Regions from separate parts of the Homo sapiens genome. Here region 1 is linked to region 2. The links are chromatin loops, found by intact Hi-C in ENCODE. Cell type or tissue: HepG2. All regions are shown on one strand. Links, peaks and the distances in the headings refer to the core of each region. The heading gives the core; the rest is flanking DNA.

Region 1 (5,531 bases), core at 272-5,271, 410 kb before region 2:
CTCAAAAGAAGACATTTATGCAGCCAAAAGACACATGAAAAAATGCTCATCATCACTGGCCATCAGAGAAATGCAAATCAAAACCACAATGAGATACCATCTCACACCAGTTAGAATGGCGATCATTAAAAACTCAGGAAACAACAGGTGCTGGAGAGAATGTGGAGAAATAGGAACACTTTTACACTGTTGGTGGGACTGTAAACTAGTTCAACCATTGTGGAAGACAGTGTGGCAATTCCTCAAGGATCTAGAACTAGAAATACCATTTGACCCAGCCATCCCATTACTGGGTATATACCCAAAGGATTATAAATCATGCTGCTATAAAGACACATGCACACATATGTTTATTGCGGCACTATTCACAATAGCAAAGACTTGGAACCAACCCAAATGTCCATCAATGATAGACTGGATTAAGAAAATGTGGCACAAATACACCATGGAATACTATACAGCCATAAAAAATGATGAGTTCATGTCCTTTGTAGGGACATGGATGACGCTGGAAACCATCATTCTCAGCAAACTATCGCAAGGACAAAAAACCAAACACCGCGTGTTCTCACTTATAGGTGGGAATTGAACAATGAGAACACTTGGACACAGGAAGGGGAACATCCCACACTGGGGCCTGTTGTGGGGTGTGGGGAGGGGGGAGGGATAGAATTAGGAGATACACCTAATGTAAGTGACGTGTTAATGGGTGCAGCACCCCAACATGGCACATGTATACATATGTAACAAACCTGCACGTTGTGCACATGTGCCCTAGAACTTAAAGTATAATAAAAAAATAAAAATAAAAATAAAAAAAGGACTTAATATAAAGCTAGGTTTTTCCTCTGTGTTATCTTAATAAAACCCAAGTTTCTAGAGGGTAACACTCATTTTTAAAAAATATACATTAGGCATACAGCCAAACAGAATAAGTAGTCAAGCAACAACAAAGGATAAAATATAATGGAGGTAACAACAATCTGTTACTCTAACCTAAATAATCCAGTTCCAAATAACACCTTGTATAAAACTACCAGATTTTGAACCTCATAAAGATTGCCTCGGCAGTCCGCATTTTCACATGTCTCTCATTCTTTGATCATTCCCCATTTGTCCTAGAAGCAAATCTATCTCCTCTTCTTACCTCACTGATTCCTTCCCATTCTATATATATCTGAAATAAAAACATCATTTTCCCCTAAATGAGTTTGCTCACAATCCTACCTTCTTTGGAGCTATGCTTCCTTAAATACAGAATCAGGATCAGTTTGAGGCACAAAGTAACCAGTCTGCACATAATTTGTCTTGAAAACACCATATTATCTCATTTACAAGGCCTCCTTCAAACATATCAATTCAGAAATCATTTCCTTAATTATTAAGAAAATGGTATAAAATTGTCTTATTTCTGCGTTTTATAATTTACAAAGCACTTTCACACTATTCTCCATATAAAATATATATGTAGTTATAAATATATGTGTATATATGCATACACACACACATACACACACACAGACAAGTAGTTCTTAGACTACTGATAATATAACTTTGCTTTAAAAGTGAACATACCCAGTATTTGCTTCCTCATTTCCATTTGCTTATAGACATATTAGATTCAGGAATTCTTATGATTTGGGACATTACAGATGAGAATAATAGGATATGAAAAGGCCAAAAAACAAAGGCCAGAAAAAAATTCTTAATACTTTGAATCAGATCTATATTACAAGACTTACACAAAATAAAGCATTTCAAAGAAGGACTAATGAAAGTAAGTAAAAAACAGAAAAGGGGCAGAGTTGTTCACAGAGAATGTTATACAAATGTATTCCTCATTTGCTTTTAAGACTGCTGAAATGAGGTGGAGACTAATAGCAATTGAAGACCAGTTTGAAAAATACTGTGTATATGAGCTATATTTCTATTTCTCAGGCCTTAAATCAAATATAATATGGATACACCACTGTCTCTATAGAAAAGACAGTTATTTTAGTTTCACGACAGAAATGAAAATAAAATTACATCTCAAGGCACTTTTGGGGGGAAGAAAAGTCATAAATGATTAAAAGAGTCACTTAAAATACATGTCCCTGTAATTACAAAACATTTAGAAATTTGCATCTGACATAATTGCAATTGGTAACCAAATTCGATTTAATAAGAAATCATAGATCTTTTGTGCAGTTGACATACCTAATATTTTTTAATGAGCTAACATGAGCTTAAGACAGGCATAATTTACACAAAGCCTAAAATAATTCCTCTAAGTAAGTACTCAACATACCCAACAACACTTTTTTGAAAAGGTCATCTCAGGAATAATGAATACAACTTCATGAAGAGTATGTTCTCTTTGGTTTTTAACTTGGGAACTATTGCTACTATTTATTACACTGTGTTATAATAATACATAATCAAGTACTTCAGGTTATGTAATTATTGAGTCAAATTTCCCTATTTCAACAGGATTAATATGTTGGCACAAAGGAAGCTCTTCATAGGTAAATGTAACTAGCAAAAAGTAAGCTCTAGGTGGGTAGGTATATGTATAAGCATATCTCTTAATTTCATAATGACAATATTTATTATTTTATATACAGATAAATAAGCCAACATTCTTCACTGTAGTCTAAACTTAATCTTTGATGATAGATATTTATAAAAATTACTTAGAAATTCTTTCCTAGGTATCTGACTTCTGCAATAGGCAGCTAAAATACTTTTAAAAATAGTCTAGTTCTTTTTAAAATAGCCACAAGATGTCAGCCTTTCCTAAGAAATAAGTTTCATATACTGCAGTCCCTTTGAACATTTATTTTTGTAGTATACTATTTATATTACCCTTATAAATCAAATTTGAATGCACCACATTAAATTCAGTGAAGTCACCAAATTTGGGGAGATTCAACAACAAATTACAGAAGACCATAATTATCACACACCTAACAATTCAGTTTCATATATAACTTCATTTGATCTTCAAAGTAGTATGGAGACAAAATCTTTGCCAATTAATTCTATTTGTGACAAAAAAATTATTAAGAAGTTGATTATTAATCTGAACATTCTAAAAATAAAAGTAAATATATAAGGCTTGGGTGTGCAAACTATAACGAAACAAACGTGTGGAATTTGTATTAATCTATTACATATATGAATCAATGTTTCAAAAGCCATCACACCACACATGCTTACCTTGCCAACTATCATTGCAGACACATAATTTTTCTCCAGTCAGGTCACAGTAACCGTGATCTGGACTGCCGCAATTGGCTTTACAGTAAGGAATATCACAAGCTTCACCCTTCCAGTATTTATCACATTCACAATATACTTGACTTGGAACAGAGACACTAGTTGTACACTTCCCATGACCAGAGCAATTGTTAGGACAAGAATTGATTCTGTAAAATATAATTCATATATATTCAGATTCAAGGTAATTGAAAAAGAATTTTGGTTGATACATCATAAACTTTATAATTTTTATACTGTGTCCTATGTGCTTATAAATGTAACAGAATTTCACAATGTAGTTTTAATTCTTTACTCTGTACCCTCTTACTCTTATGAAATTGTTAGTATTTATTTGCAGTTGGTCTTATTTTATTCAACAGATTTACTTTGATACCAAGACTCCAAATGTCTAACGACTACATGCTCAACATCTGCAGGATCTGTACGGTTCCAGGCAAAATGTTTTGTAAAGACTTAAGTACTCAATGTTTTGATTGTATATTTTACAGAAAAAAATTAAATTCATGAAAATTCAAAACTATATGAGAAGTCAAGATATAACTTGGTTGTATAATATAAAAGAGCATGCTATCACCCATACACTGTTATTGAAGAAAAGGTATGTTTATCATATTTAGCTTTAAGACTCTTTTTTTTTTTTTTTTTTGAGACACAGTCTCGCTCTGTCGCCCAGGCTGGAATGCAGTGGTGCGATCTCGGCTCACTGAAAGCTCCGCCTCCCAGGTTCACACCATTCTCCTGCCTCAGCCTCCCGAGTAGCTGGGACTACAGGCGCCCGCCACCATGCCTGGCTAATTTTTTTGTATTTTTAGTAGAGACAGGGTTTCACCGTGTTAGCCAAGATGGTCTTGATCTCCTGACCTCGTGATCTGCCCGCCTCGGCCTCCCAAAGTGCTGGGATTACAGGCGTGAGCCACCATGTGATTATATTCTACTATATATTTGTTCTCCCTTGCATACATACTTGGATACGTTGTAGGATAAATAAATTCCATAATAAATTGCTGATTCAAGGATATTTATAATATTTCTGGTGAAAAATTCTCTGGTTACCAATTTCTACATTCTGAAGAAAAGAAAAAAATAATATATAGACTTCCTCTCTAGCCATTCCTGTGAAAGCATCTCTCATTACTTCACCCTCAGTCTTCTAGATATAAAAATGTATATAAAGTATCAGGCATATAATAGATTCTCAATGAATATTACTTTTCTTATTTTAGAGGAGATAGTGGTATAGCCACTTAACTCTTAAGCCACAATTTCCTCATGTGTCAATGGGAAATATACCCACTTGACAGAATTGAAGGTAATTAAATGACATAATGTATGCATAGCTTTCAGTACAGTCTCTGCAATAGGGACTACAAAAACTTAGCTCCCATAATCCTCTTCAAATTACAAGTGATATACCTTAGAGCACTGAAAGGCAGTTCACAACTCCCTGCAGTCTCACCACATCTGTTGCTACCAGTAAAGCTACACTAGTACTTGTTTACTTAATCACTTGCCAAAAAACAATTGTCAATTTCATAATTAATTTTCAACCAAACTTATAGGTTTAGATCACGTTTTGTGGCATATTATTAAGATTTTATGTCACTTAAGAAGGGATCCTGCCTACTAATTTGAAATTTAACACGGTAGCCTGCTTCTGGTATACAAGACATTAATAAAAATAAACAAAAAAAACCTCTTTTACATTAAATTACAAGAATCATTAAAAGAAGGAATTTTTAAAAAATACTTACGAATAGAAAATGTTGAAACCAGTTAGATTATACGCAGCATCACTAAAAAAATGTAACAGTGCATAGCCAGATGTAGTAACAACTTCAGGCACAGTTTCATTGCCCCTTATTTCAGGGACTATCAAACCACTAAAAGAGAACAAAACTGAATATTGTATGTATAGATATACATAAGACTGTTAAGCACATAAAATTTACTCAGAAATATTCTTACCAGGATCAGTAATGCTTGTACGTCAGAATGGGCAACTAAAAGGAGAATACATCTAAAAGAAGTCCCTATCCATTTCTCACTAAATTAGTTCTACTACTGCTGCCAATACACTAAAATCTACTCTCATGCCACTGTACCCCATTTTTTTTCTTATCACTATTTGTAAGGCAATGTCTCATTTCTCCTTTTTGTCCTGCTATCCATCCTGTCATAATACTACAGGGTAGTCTTCCACTTAATTCATATAAAACTTCACTTAAAGTCACCTTGCTACTCTAATAAAACCCTGTACCTTTACTCAT
Region 2 (5,531 bases), core at 256-5,255:
GGGACAAGGTGAGGAAGAAAATTTGTTTTCCTGGTGTTTCTTTTTCCCCAAGCCTTTGCTTATAGGAATCCCACTGGTGCCCAAAAAAAGCCTTTCAGGTATTTCTTTACAGCAGGGCAACAACAGACTAATCCAACATGGAACTTTGATTATAAGGCTTAAAAATTATCTGCTTGGCCGGGCGTGGTAGCTCATTCCTGTAATCCCAGCACTTTGGGAGGCTGAGGCAGGTGGATTACCTGAGGTCGGGAGTTCAAGACCAGGAGTTCAAGGGCCAACATGGTGAAACCCCGTCTCTACTAAAAATACAAAAATTAGCCAGACGTAGTGGTGCATGCCTGTAATCTCAGCTACTCGGGAGGCTGAGGCAGGAGAATCATTTGAACCTGGGAGGCAGAGGTTGCAGTGAGCCGAGATCCTGCCACTGCACCCCAGCCTGTGTGACAGAGGGAGACTGTCTCAAAAAAAAAAATTATCTGCTCAGGGCATTTAGCTATTCTCAGGGCCTGCTTGGCCATTCACCAAGGATGCCCCTCCAGACTGATATGTCTGGGAACAGCAGGGAGCGATCACCTGGGCACCTCCTTAGACATACATGCTCAATGGGGTCCTGCTGGCCAGGCTGAGTCCATAAGCCATCACCCACGAGCTGTGAAATCCTGAGGCCAAGATTTCCTTGTGCTGCCTCCACTCCCAGAGGTGAAGCTCACCTGTCAGGGAGTTACTGCTAACTAGGGAAGCTGCCCCCAAAGGGATCACGCCAGTAACGTGTTTGGAAAAAAAACACAGTTAATCCTCCAGTGCCACCAAACCAGACTTTGTAAAGCTACTCAATCTATTAATAGTGTGGCAGCCCTCCTTATCTCAACTGAGCACAAGTGCCAACTAGTTTCCAGGTCAGGCGTTTATGTAGTAATCAGTGACATTTGATGTTAGCCAGATTTACCAGGTGTGCTGACCCTGGCTTAGGATCTTTGAGAGCAAAGTAGGGACTGGGGTCTCAGACCTTCTGGGTTTGGTTCTAAGCCACTGCTGGGAATAACTTCTTTATTTAGACACCAGTAGTTATTCTTGCTTGTTTATTTGCACAGTTGGAGTGGTGAAGACTGAAAGTAAGTGGCAGGCAAATGTCTGACATTGAACATAAGGACCGTGTTTGGTGGTTCATGTTGTGCAGAAACCAGGTTTGGTTGTCTTCTTTAAGATTGTTTTTATGCTTGCTTTTTTTTTTTATTTCAATGCATTTTTCCCTGTCTTGTTACTCCCATAGTTGATCCAGGCTAAAAATCGTCAACAAGGAGGTTTCAGGATTATGATTCAAAGGATACTGGAAGTCATTCCTTCCCAAAGATCTCTCTCTGTGTTTTCTCATTGGCTGAAGCAGCCTGTGGATCTCCTAGGGGTCCTGTGAAAATATGTTTCTCCAACAGATGCTGGCGAGGCTGCTGAGAAATAGGAACTCTTTTACACTGTTGTTGGGAAAGTAAATTAGTTCAACCATTGTGGAAGACAGTGTGGTGATTCCTCAAAGACCTAGAACCAGAAATACCATTTGACTCAACAATCCCATTACTGGATAAATACCCAAAGGAATATAAATCATTCTGTTATAAAGATACATGTACATGTATGTTCATAGCAACACTATCCACAATAGCAAAGACATGGAATCAACCCAAGTGCCCATCAATGATAGACTGGATAAAGAAAATGTGGTACATATACACTATGGAATACTATGCAGCCATAAAAAGGAATGAGATCATGTCATTTGCAGGGACATGGATAGAGCTGGAAGCCATTATCCTTAGCAAACTGATGCAGGAACAGAAAACCAAATACCGCATGTTTTCACTTATAAATGGGAGCTGAAAAATGAGAGCACAGGGACACAGGGAGGGAAACAACACACACTGGGGCCTGTCATGGGGTGAGGGAAGGGAGAGCATCAGGAAAAATAGCTAATACATGCTGGGCTTAATACCTAGGTGATGGGTTGATAAGTGCAGCAAACCACTGTGGCACACATTTTCTTAAGAAAGGTTAATTGGATTGTTTATGCTCATAGACACTTCTTCATGGCTTAGTTTTATAAGATAAATTATTGAGAATTATTCTGAAGGAATGGAGGAAAAGGCAGGCATATTTGATTAAAGAGAGGGGATTCTGAAAATGTTTAATTAGCCCTGGGAAGACGGGATTTTTCACAGAGGCCACCAGAATGCTAAAGCAGGGAGCCTGACTTCAGCCAGAACACCCAGCACAAAGCTGCTGGGATCATCCAGCAAAGCACAGACATCAGCCTTTCTGTTTCCTAAGGTCAGCTGTGTGACATCTAAACCTGGGCACAGAGAGAGATGCCCTTATAACTGCAATATCTAGAACTGTATAGTGTATGCCTGACACCAGCCATCCAAAGGTCACGAATCTTTCCCAAATATTCTGAAGAGGGTGAGGTCAGTGACCTTGATAGCGTACTTTCACCTAGCACTCTGGAAATGTGGTGAAGTGTAAGGATAGGATTTGGCATCCAGCCCAAGCCTTTGTGTGGCTGTTTAAACAACTAAGTAACCCTGGACAAGGTCCTTCAGTTCGTAGGTGAATAGAGATCCTCCTTCTCAGGGCTGTTCAAAATTCAGCTGAGATCATCTGTGTAAACTGCCTAGGACTAGGACAGTATCTTGGCCACAGCAGGCAGTCAAAAAATGCTTATTTCACATTTTACAGAGAAATCTTAGATATTTAATTTTCAGACTCTTATGAAACTATAGCCAATATTAATTTTATCATTTAAGGCAGAGAGATCAATGGTGTTTTTTTTGTTTGGTTTTGTTTTTAATCCATTGGCTTCACATTATCCTCCCTACTTTTCACTGTAACCCAGGCCATTCTTGCCAGGTTTACCCTATGACGGTTGGTCATTATTATATAATAACGTACATACATGAACAAAAATCAAACTGCATAAAAGACTCTTCAATGAGGGCATCCTCTGACTATAGGCCCCACTTATACTCCTGGAGGTAGCCACTGTTAATAGTTTCTTTGGTTTCGGAAACCTTCTAGTAACTTTTCCCACATGTATACGCATATTTATCTTATTCATTTCATACATGAAAGCAACCATACATACTCTTCTGCACCTTGCTTTTTGTTGTTGTTGTGGAATTTATATTAAATTAATATTGAGTGATACGAAGCCAGATTATTTGGAAGGTCTTGGGCAAAAATGGGAGCATTGTTGGTTCAATGCAAAAAATGAATTTGTTTAAGAATCTAGGACTTGAGCACCTTTAAAACTGCAAGGGATTTAATTATATTCCTTTGGCTTCTAGTCTGATTCCCCCCGGAAGACCTTCTGGGTTAATTATGGGTCCCAGGGACACTTGGCAGACACAGCTGCTGCATTGCTGTTCTACAGAGGTAATTAATCACCCCGCCTGAATCAGGAGAGAATGCTCTATTCTTTGTCCTCATTACCAATAGTTTTTGGAGAAGGAAAATTTTTGAACAAAATGGAACCACATATGATTCTTTTCAGAATATACAGCAGGTGATTAGGAAGGTGTTTATGTATTGGGCTTACTACTATACAGTAGAGAAAACGTGTGTGTGGGGGTGGGTGGGCTATGGAGAGAGCAGTAAATCACTTAACTCTTTGGGGCTGGCTGCTGATAGTTTGGAAGTTTTATTTGAAGGGACACTCTACATACTTATTTTTCCACCATCTAGTTAGTTACCTGCCATTTTTAATATTACAGAATCCTAGCTTAAAGAGGCATTAGTGCCTGCCTTTCTTTCTTTTTCTTTTTTTCTCTTTCTTTCTTTCTTTTCTTTCTTTTTCTTTCTTTCTTTTTCTTTTTCTTTTCCTTCCTTCCTTCCTTCCTTCCTTTCTTCCTTTCTTTCTTTCTTTCTTTCTCTTTCTCTTTCTCCTTCCTTCCTTCCTTCCTTCCTTCCTTCCTTCCTTCCTTTCTTTCTTTCTTTCTCTTTCCCTTCTTTCTCTCTTTCCCCCTCCCCTCCCCTCCCCTTCCCCCCCTTCTCTCCTCTCCTTTTGACAGGGTCTTTCTCTGTCACCCAGGCTGGAGTGCCATGATGCAACATGGCTGATGGCAGCCTCAACCTCCCAGGCTTAAGCGATCCTCCTGCCTCAGCCTCTTGAGTAGCTGGGACTATAGGTGTGCACCACCATGCCTGACTATTTTTTATTTTTTGTAGAGACAGGGTTTTGCCATGTTACCCAGGCTGATCTTGAACTCCTGGGCTCACGTGATCCACCCGCTTCAGCCTCCCAAAGTGCTGGGATTACAGGCATGAGCCACTGTGCCCTGCTGATCATCTATTTCAATGAGTACTTTCACCTATTTACTTATTTGGAGGCAGTTTTGTCCCCTCAGGGGACATTTGACAATGACTGAAGATGTTTTTATCACAACTGGGAGAGGGGTGCTACTGGCATCTACTAGGTAGAGGCCCAGGGATGTTGCTAAAGACCCTACAATGTGCATGATAGCACCCCAAAACAAGATATTATCCAGCCCCAAATGTCAAAAGTGCTGCAATTGAAGAATCCTAGCTGACAGGTTAGTCCAGTGTTCTCCCTACATGATTTCAGTCTTATTGTTTTTGTATTTGGGTGATAGACAGGAATGACCACAAGTAATTTATTATAATGCTGAAATATTTCCTAAGACCATAGACTTTCCGTCCAGCTGTAAGATTCTCAGAATTTCTTCCCACGAGTAGAAGCAAAGACATCAGCACAGAGCAGTTCACTTGCTCCTAAAAAATGATAATGGTAAAATTACTTCACTGGTGAATCATTCACAGAGGAGGCCTGTCTTATTTGCTGTAGGTTCCCCAGCCCCAGGCAGTACTAGGGGCTCAGTAGACATTGGTTGAATGAATGAATGAATGAATGAATGAGATACCATGATGCTTTGGCATCAGTGGGATGGACTTAGGGCAGTGATCTGAGCAGAAATTTGGCACACATGTACACTTGACTTTATGGTAAATATAAGTTCCATGTCAGCTCTGTGTTCATGTGGCAGCTCTCATTAATGGAGCTAACTGTTTCTCCTGTGTTTTCCTGCTCTTCTGCTTTTTTTTTTTTTTTTTTTAACAGTTCCAGGCAGTGCAAGCAATTATAGTAAAATTTATACATAATTGGCATCTGCAGAAGCAGCTAGCATGAACTCAATATTGAAGACCTGCACGAAACCTCTCAAGTAGAGTGTTGTTTGTTCTTGGAGTTTTAAAGGACTCACTTTTGCCTCAGATTCCCAAATCTTTGGTGGTATTATTTAGACCAGATGATTCTAACTTGAAAAGTGTACTGATCTTAACAGTTAGCATGTGTGTTCAGATGAAGTATATCAAGTGGAAGAAAACTTACTACCCTTAAGAAAACATCCGTTGTAAGTTCAGGAGATAGTGGTCCCCACATAAGACAAATCAGAGGAAAAGTTCTACCTTAACACTCGTTTTCTTTTTTTTCTCTTTGAGGCTGTGGGGAGGGGTGTGTGTGTGTG

What was found. Hi-C counts contacts between places; a loop is a spot of excess contacts. Peaks named below come from ENCODE experiments on the same cell type or tissue, not always from the same donor. Only the 100,000 strongest peaks of a DNase experiment are listed, where the experiment ranks them.
Region 1: it touches region 2 in a loop (4-fold over the local background); 6 of 110 quality-filtered maps call a loop at or near these places.

What each region holds. Positions count from the first base shown.
Region 1 is chr10:115,127,206-115,132,736 of GRCh38, reverse strand. It overlaps ATRNL1 (attractin like 1), which reads right to left. Exons shown (of 29, transcript NM_207303.4): 4 at 5,016-5,144; 5 at 3,202-3,410. Among named protein-coding and RNA genes, the nearest start is that of ATRNL1, 37 kb to the right of the region's middle. In HepG2, for the core only: a CTCF peak has its summit at 2,781 (motif pointing right); no DNase peak of the experiment used is centred there.
Region 2 is chr10:114,716,432-114,721,962 of GRCh38, reverse strand. It overlaps a transcript of ABLIM1 not described here. Among named protein-coding and RNA genes, the nearest start is that of ABLIM1, 61 kb to the right of the region's middle. In HepG2, for the core only: no CTCF peak of the experiment used is centred there; a DNase peak (open chromatin) is centred at 2,522.